3 separate regions of the Homo sapiens genome follow, and all the other regions are linked to region 1. A link is a loop called in an ENCODE intact Hi-C map of the cell type or tissue named here. Cell type or tissue: Calu3. All regions are shown on one strand.

The links. Peaks named below come from ENCODE experiments on the same cell type or tissue, not always from the same donor. Only the 100,000 strongest peaks of a DNase experiment are listed, where the experiment ranks them.
Region 2: it touches region 1 in a loop (7-fold over the local background); 3 of 110 quality-filtered maps call a loop at or near these places.
Region 3: it touches region 1 in a loop (4-fold over the local background); 2 of 110 quality-filtered maps call a loop at or near these places.

Annotation. Positions count from the first base shown.
Region 1 is chr20:43,186,917-43,189,416 of GRCh38, reverse strand. The region is part of intron 1 of PTPRT (protein tyrosine phosphatase receptor type T); the gene reads left to right. Among named protein-coding and RNA genes, the nearest start is that of PTPRT, 1.7 kb to the left of the region's middle. In Calu3, a CTCF peak has its summit at 1,455 (motif pointing right); a DNase peak (open chromatin) is centred at 1,476.
Region 2 is chr20:42,026,111-42,028,610 of GRCh38, reverse strand. All of the region lies in intron 2 of LOC101927182 (a long non-coding RNA gene), which reads right to left. Among named protein-coding and RNA genes, the nearest start is that of CHD6, 410 kb to the right of the region's middle. In Calu3, no CTCF peak of the experiment used is centred here; no DNase peak of the experiment used is centred here.
Region 3 is chr20:43,111,044-43,113,543 of GRCh38, reverse strand. All of the region lies in intron 1 of PTPRT (protein tyrosine phosphatase receptor type T), which reads left to right. Among named protein-coding and RNA genes, the nearest start is that of PTPRT, 78 kb to the left of the region's middle. In Calu3, no CTCF peak of the experiment used is centred here; no DNase peak of the experiment used is centred here.

The DNA.
Region 1 (2,500 bases):
CCCCGCTTCAGTTTCCTGCCGGCCCCCCGGGCTGGAGTAACTTTCCGCGGTTGTTGCGAATATTTCCACTTGCTGCCTCCCACTTGTCGGAATCTGCCACTTGAGTGTTTGGGGCGGCGAGACGAGGAGCGGCACCGACGCCCGGGGTGGAGCGTTCTCTCCCGGGCAGCTCCTCGGGCAGCGCGCGCTTTTAGTGGGGAGGACAGGTCCCCAGCAGGCCGAGGCTGCCGGGGCGGCGGCTTTTCTTTTTTCCTCGGAGATACAGGAAGCTCTCCATTTGCTCTGAACACGCTGCTCCCCTAAGCAGGCCGCTGTAGGCACCCGAGGGGATGTTTGCGTTGATGACCGAGAGCAATACCTCCGCCCTACCCGCTGGCTTTTCTCCGAGGTAGCTGGGCGCCCGTGTTAAGGCCCTTGGAGGGGAGTGGATTTGACCCGTGAGCGCGTCCGCTCCTGAAAAGTTCGGGGAACTCATATTTGGGTTTGGCCACGGGAAGGCGGTGAGCAGAGGTAGTTCCCCAGAGTAGGGGGAGCGGGGGCGGGGGGGTGGTGCCTGCCGTGCTCCTAAAGGCACGTTGGCGGGTGCTGGAGGGCACCACAGTCCAGGGTCTTACACATCACCAAGCCCCACCGCAGGCAGCTTCCACCCCCGAGCCCCCCCCCCCCCAAGAGTAGCGGCGGAGGGAAGAGAAGGGAGTGCTGCAGGTGTACTTCCAAGTTCAAAATCACCTTAAAGTTTCTTAGCACCGATTGCTTTTGGTGTAACCACGCCGGCCTGAGGTGGCTGGGATTGCGGGGACAGGCTGAGATCAGCCCGTGGGACGCAGGAACAGGCTGGTTTCGGATCGCTAAGCAACAGCTGTGCCCATTTATTATTTCACCGAAAGAAGGAAAGGAAGAAAGAAAGAGCAAAAGAACGAACCTGTGGGGAGGTACAGCGTCTTTGCACAAGCTGCGTCTGAGGTTAAGGGCCGCTGGAAGGACATTCCGTTGGAAATGCTTTAGAGCCTTCCTTGCTTGGTACTAAAATGGAAGCGGAATAGGCGACTTCTGTGAAGGGACAGCCTGTTTCCCTGGCTGGGAAGTTGGGTGACGAAGACACTCCTTTTGAGGTGTGTGAAGCTGAAAGGTTGGATTAGCAAGTGAGAGAAGAGGGACAGCTACAGCACCATTCTAAAGATGGTGCACAATTCTTGTTTTCCTCATTTTGGGGGGTGTGTTAGGTGTGCTAGGGGAGGGAGGGGTACTAGGGAGGATGCCCGGGGCAGTCCTGGGGATCCAGGCATGATTCGTGACTCAGATTTTATATCCTCTAAGGCATGACCGGCCAACCACACATTAATACCACTCACGTTCCCGCGGCAGAAACAGGATCAAAAATATTCCATCACGGGTCTCGAATCGTTCTTGGGTAGCAAGCGGTAAAACCCGTACCGGCTCGGGAAGCTGTCCAGTGCTGAACGCCGCCCGTTCCGGATGCTCCCGCCAGGTGGCGCTCGCCCACAACTATTAAAATGCAAATCTGGTTGCTTTCATATCAGGAATAGAACTTCTTTTCAATTTTTAAATGAGTAATGTGTTTATTCAGCAGCCTTTTGTTAAAACATTTAGAGAAGTGTGAGGAGCGAGCACCTTTTCTTTGTTTGCTCTTTAGAATGCAGGAGAAAGAAAAGAAATCCTGGAATATGGTTTGGGAAGAAATCTGTGGTTCTTTTGGGTCTACCTGGGCAGGGTGGTTTCTGCAAACCTGCGATATAGCATATATTTAGCAAGTGGGTGCCTTTGTGCCAGGGGCTCCTTAAACGAATGGGATTAGCTTGTATTGGAGAACTGGTGCATTCTAAGCCTCACACATTTGTAGAAATGGGGATTTTCTGTATATATCTGTCCTCTCCTTTCCAGTTTAACGGCAACTAGACCATCTAAATTAGATTTTTTTTCCCCAGGGTTCCTCATGAACATCTGTATTTGTCAAAACAAGAATACTGTAAATGTTGACTTAAAAATGGACTTATCTTATTTTATTCCTAAATTCAGAAATTGTTAGTATTTCAAATCTAGTATAAATATGACAATAACTTGATTTCCTTTAAAGTATTTTATTTAAAACTTTTGGCAAGTTTGGACAAATACATTTTAAAACTAAGTAGTGTGTTTTCCATGTTCTTTTGATCTGAAAATTCCCAATCTTGAAAGCAATTTCAATTTATAAGGTTACATCCATAACATAGTTGGGCTAATATGTTTTGCTGTAACATGTTGGTCTCAGTGTCCAAAAGTCGGGGCGGAAGCTTGTCATCAAAAGGCAATTTCCTTTTTCCTTACTCTAAGACATATTTCTTGAGCCACGACGGTTTTTGGAAGGAATGATAGTAAAAATCAAACAAACAAAAAACCTTTAGAAACAGCCTCTTAACAATGTGGCAAAACATGATTTGGGATGGGGGAAGAGAGAGACAGTTAAATGAATAAGGGGATAATGAATTCATTTACTAGTGGG
Region 2 (2,500 bases), 1.2 Mb after region 1:
CCAGGCATTTAAAACTTTGCTGTCCCACAAATATCCAGGTACAATAAAAATAAAAGACCTTGAGCCAGGAGTGTGTTGAAGCTGGCTACGTCAGCTTACAAGACTCCATTTTTCAATGGTAGGTACGTTACAAACAGATTGATAGCAAGTTAGTAGCTTGAAATCAGGCATGATGTGAGTTTTCCACTACAGAAATCAACAAATGCTACAATTTAGGGGGGAGGGGAGTTCCTTTTCTTTTTTTCAGAGAGTCTGTTGTTAAACATTTACCAAGTGCACCACCACCTTGCACTGTACCTGGAACACAGTAGCTACTCTGGATGCGTGAATGGGTGTGTGTGTGTGTGTGTGTGTGTGTGCATGTGTCTGTTGTGTTTACTTTCTGTCATTTGAATTACACTTAAACTCTTTTCTCTGATCCCAACCTCCCACACTAATTCCTGCCACCATAATTCAATCCCTTCCCCACTTCCCTACCCATGATAAAGCAGCCCAGCATTTGATTTCACCTTACTAATGGAAGGACACCATCTAGTGACAGAAATAGTAAAATAATCTCTGTAATGTAGTCTTCACTACAGCAGGGTTAGACAAATTACTGCCATGAGGCCAAATCTGGCCCTCTGCCTGATTTTGTAAATAAAGTTTTATTGGAACACAGCCATGCCCATTCACCAACAAATCCATGGCTGTTTTCACACTACAACAGCAGAGTTGAGTAGTTGTGACAGAGATGGTATGACCTGCAAAGTCCAGCCCTTCCCTGAGAAAGTTTTCTGACCCCAACCTTCAGAACAGTTATATAAGCTGCTTTCCTTACACTTATCCACCTGTATTCATAGACCTCAAGGCCCTCGGATTTATTGGCTCCATGACATTTGATGCCCTACTGTTATATAGGTAGGCCATCTCCAAGACCCCTGTTATAAATAGTTCTGAAGTGAAGGGATGTCATGTTCACTGTAAAATTGTTGAAGTGTTCCTAAGGTAAAGCGCTCACTCCATCACCAGAAGAAAAATGCTCACAGAATATCTCTGTCATTCACTGCCTGTGTTGTTTGGGGCAAAGTAATGAACACTTCTGAACCTCAGCTCCTTCATCTGGTAGTTGGAACTAACAGTATTATTTGCCTTCCTGGGTTGTTGTGGGGAACAAATGAGATAATTTATTAGCTAGCCTTTCACAAGCTACAAAAACAAGTTCAGTAATGTTGGGTGTTATTACCTATATCACCAAGGGATGTGGTATATGACTTTCCTCATTAATTACCCAGGGCTCTGTGGAGAACACAAGTTCTTATTTTAAATGTGTTTCAGAAAGGCATCTCCAAACCACACATCTAGTCCTACATCCCACAGATGCCCTTAGAATGTGAATGCTTCCTAGTCCCCACCCCAGACCTAGTTGTGGCTTAGAAACAAAGGATATGTCTGGGGGATGGGGGATAAAAGTGTTAAGCGTCAAACGTGGGACATCCCCAGAATAGGATGTCTTTGGCCCCACAGTATCTTAGGGTCTGAGCCAGAGAAGAGAGATTGTTTAAAAGAAGCAGAGAGGAGGGCTGCCTAGCCTGCCAGGGGAGGAAACTCTGTCAAATGCCCCCAGGAGAAGAGCTGAGTAGCAAAGCTCACACCCATGAAGGTAGGAACATAACCCTGAGGGATATGGCTCCTCTGGCCTCCAGCAAGCCCCAGGGTCAGCTGTCCCCAGTGCCATCTCTGAGAAGGGTGTCCCCAGATGGCAGGGTTCTACTCTCCTTTATGCCAACTGTCTTTGGCATCTCCACCTTCCTTTGTCCTTGCTCCTCTCAGCCCGTGTGCGCACATGCACACACGCGTGCACACACACATTGTAAGTGCCCCCAATGATGATCCTTCAGCACTCCCCATTCTCATGCCCACAGACTTGACTTCCCACTGAAAACACCTGCAACTCTGCCTGCTTGGCCCTCTGGACAGGCTGGAGGTATCAGAGTTCATGCCCCCCACCAGAGCCTAAGGGCAGCTGGTGTATAAACACCCCTGCTCTCTTGCCTCTCAGTGAGAATAACTCAGGTGTGGCACACACTCTCCGAGAGATTCCCTGAAGGACTGAGCCCCATTTCCCACAGCAGCAACATGCTGAATGAGCTACCTGTATTGGCTTGCTTTATTCCTCCTTTTCCCCACATATGCACTGGTGCTTCCCGGAATCACTACCCAAATAAACTACTAGCACCCACTTTCTTGTTCCAATGTCTACTTCTAGAGTGTCCAATCTAAGACATCCTGTTATGACTACCTACTTTATCCCAGGCTCTCTACCAAGAAACTCATAATAGAAAAGGAGAAGACAAACACTTTATGGTGGCGTAGAAGGCCCAGCATGGTCTGGCTCCTGTCTCCCCTTGTGATCTCACCTCCAATCACTCCCTGCTCCCTCACTGTTCTTTAGTCACGTGAGCACATTTGCAGTTCCTCCATCATCCCAATCTTATTTGGCCTCAGGACTTTTTCTCTG
Region 3 (2,500 bases), 76 kb after region 1:
ATTTCTGGGCTTTTCAATGATGACAGTTCTAAACTCTGTCACACAGAGATGGTAGAAGAGTAGAGGATCTAATAAAAATGTCATCAAATTAAAAACCAAGCAGGATCCAATGTGAACTGTTCTATAAATAACTTATGAAAAGTGAAAAGATGTTTCTGTTAGCAAAGTTAAAATAATTATTAAAATCCTTCATCAGATTGCGGCTAATTAGATTGAGAATTAAACAGCTTTGTATGAGTGTAGAGTTAATTAATAGCTCATTACTTTTTTAATAAGCCAAATTCATTTGGAAACAGAAGAAAGACAGCAAAGTTCATCATGGATGAGTTGTTAGATTGGGATTATTTCCCCTTCCCTTGATGAGAGAAGTAGTTAATTAAAAGAAGGAGACACGTTTATATCATGAATGAGTTACATGCAAAACCCCAGGAGGTACGTTTATATCATGAATGAGTTACATGCAAAACCCCAGGAGATACGTTTATATCATGAATGAGTTACATGCAAAACCCCAGGAGATACGTTTATATCATGAATGAGTTACATGCAAAACCCCAGGAGACACGTTTATATCATGAATGAGTTACATGCAAAACCCCAGGAGATACGTTTATATCATGAATGAGTTACACGCAAAACCCCAGGAGATACGTTTATATCATGAATGAGTTACATGCAAAACCCCACGAGATACGTTTATATCACGAATGAGTTACATGCAAAACCCCAACATCCAGGGCTGGAGAAAGCAGCAAGTGTCTCTGTTTTAAAAGTCTCCCTGGGCCATATGGGGTTAATAAAAATCGTGCTTGAATTTCCTTGTTCAACTTTTGAGTTTCGATTCAATCATGAAGTAAAACTTTTTGAAGCCGGGCAGATTCATTCAAACCAGAGGAACTTCCTTGCACTCCCTATTGATTTTATTTTCATTCCAAATGCACAAAGATCTTACTTTGAAAGCAATCTTCCATTTTCCTACCTTCCTTTCTTTTCACTCCATCCTTTCTTTCCACATAGTCTCAAATTTCATTATTTCCTCATCTAGTTTCCTGACCCTTAGATGCCCTTTATATTACGTAACATGCAACAGAATAGAATGGAATGAAATGAACAACCTCTGGTTTTGAAAGCAGGTACGTCTCATTATCCCATATGGAAATTTCCCATGCCATTGTTTACAAGCAAAGAGGATCCCATTTCTACAATGCAGTCCCTCATCAATAGTCCTTGGCACCCTTTAGAGTTGGATAGATTTATGAGTTTGACTTTTAGGGTGGGTGTGTGTTTATTGAACTACTTTGCCTTCTATCCAATCAAATAAAAATCTGAAAAGATGAGAAGGAGCTGTTAGATGTTACGTAATTGATAAGCCAATAGAATGCACTGTTCCTCGGATAGCACCCTGCTAAGTGTGGCTCTAGTTCCTGCTAAACCAATAGAGGTAATTTGGGTTTCTTTGTTGCATTGCTGTATACATATGAGGATATGTCCCACCCAAGTGGATTGGAGAATTCTCCCCTGGAGTGGGCGGGAGGTGAGAAGAGTGCCTTCTTCTGGGGAAATGTTAAATGTCCTGCCTAGTGATGAGATGATGCCCTCCTTGGCACTAAACCATGACATCCGAATGGGCTTTCAATTTTTAAACAAAAGCTGTGGTTGGCTCTGCTAAACATGAAAGTCTGATGACTGGCAGCTCATTTCAAAAGCTGACTTGCCCACTCCAGGAATAATTAACATGGCCTGTTTCCCAAAAGGTGATTAATTTTGAGTCACCCATTATACAAGTTTCTTTAAGGATCCATTTTTTTTCTTCCTTTCCAAATGAGGACTCCAGCTCTCTGCCTCTGAGACCTCACTTCTCACCAGATCATATTTTTTTCCTTTAAACAGTTCTGTTCTTTAAAACAGAACCTAGAACCCAGAGCCTTAGAGAAGATCTAAAGTGGATATACAAGTCCCATTATGTAACCATTCTTTTTTTTTTTTTTTTTTTTTTTCCTGAGACGGAGTCTCGCTCTGTCCCCCAGGCTAGAGTGCAGTGGCACGATCTCAGCTCACTGCAACCTCCACCTCCCAGGTTCAAGAGGTTCTCCTGCCTCAGCCTCCTGAGTAGCTAGGATTACAGGCATGTGCCACCACGCCCGGCTAATTTTTGTATTTTTTTTTTTAGCAGAGACGGGGTTTCACTTTGTTGGCCAGGCTGGTCTCAAACTCCTGACCTCGTGATCCGCCCTCCTTGGCCTCCCAAAGTGCTTGGATTACAGGCGTGAGCCACTGTGCCCAGCCTATGTGACCATTCTTGAGGAGTGATCAGACACAGTAGTATGAACAGAGACTTACTCCTATAGCTTGTGTGGGGACCCCCTTGTACCCAGACTACACGGAGGGTCTCAGGTGCCTGCCAACCTGCACCTTGGGCTGCTTGTCTATCCCCTACCCTTGGATCACCCTATCCACACGATAACTCATGTTTCCTTTCCCTTCCTAGCCTCTGGTTTCT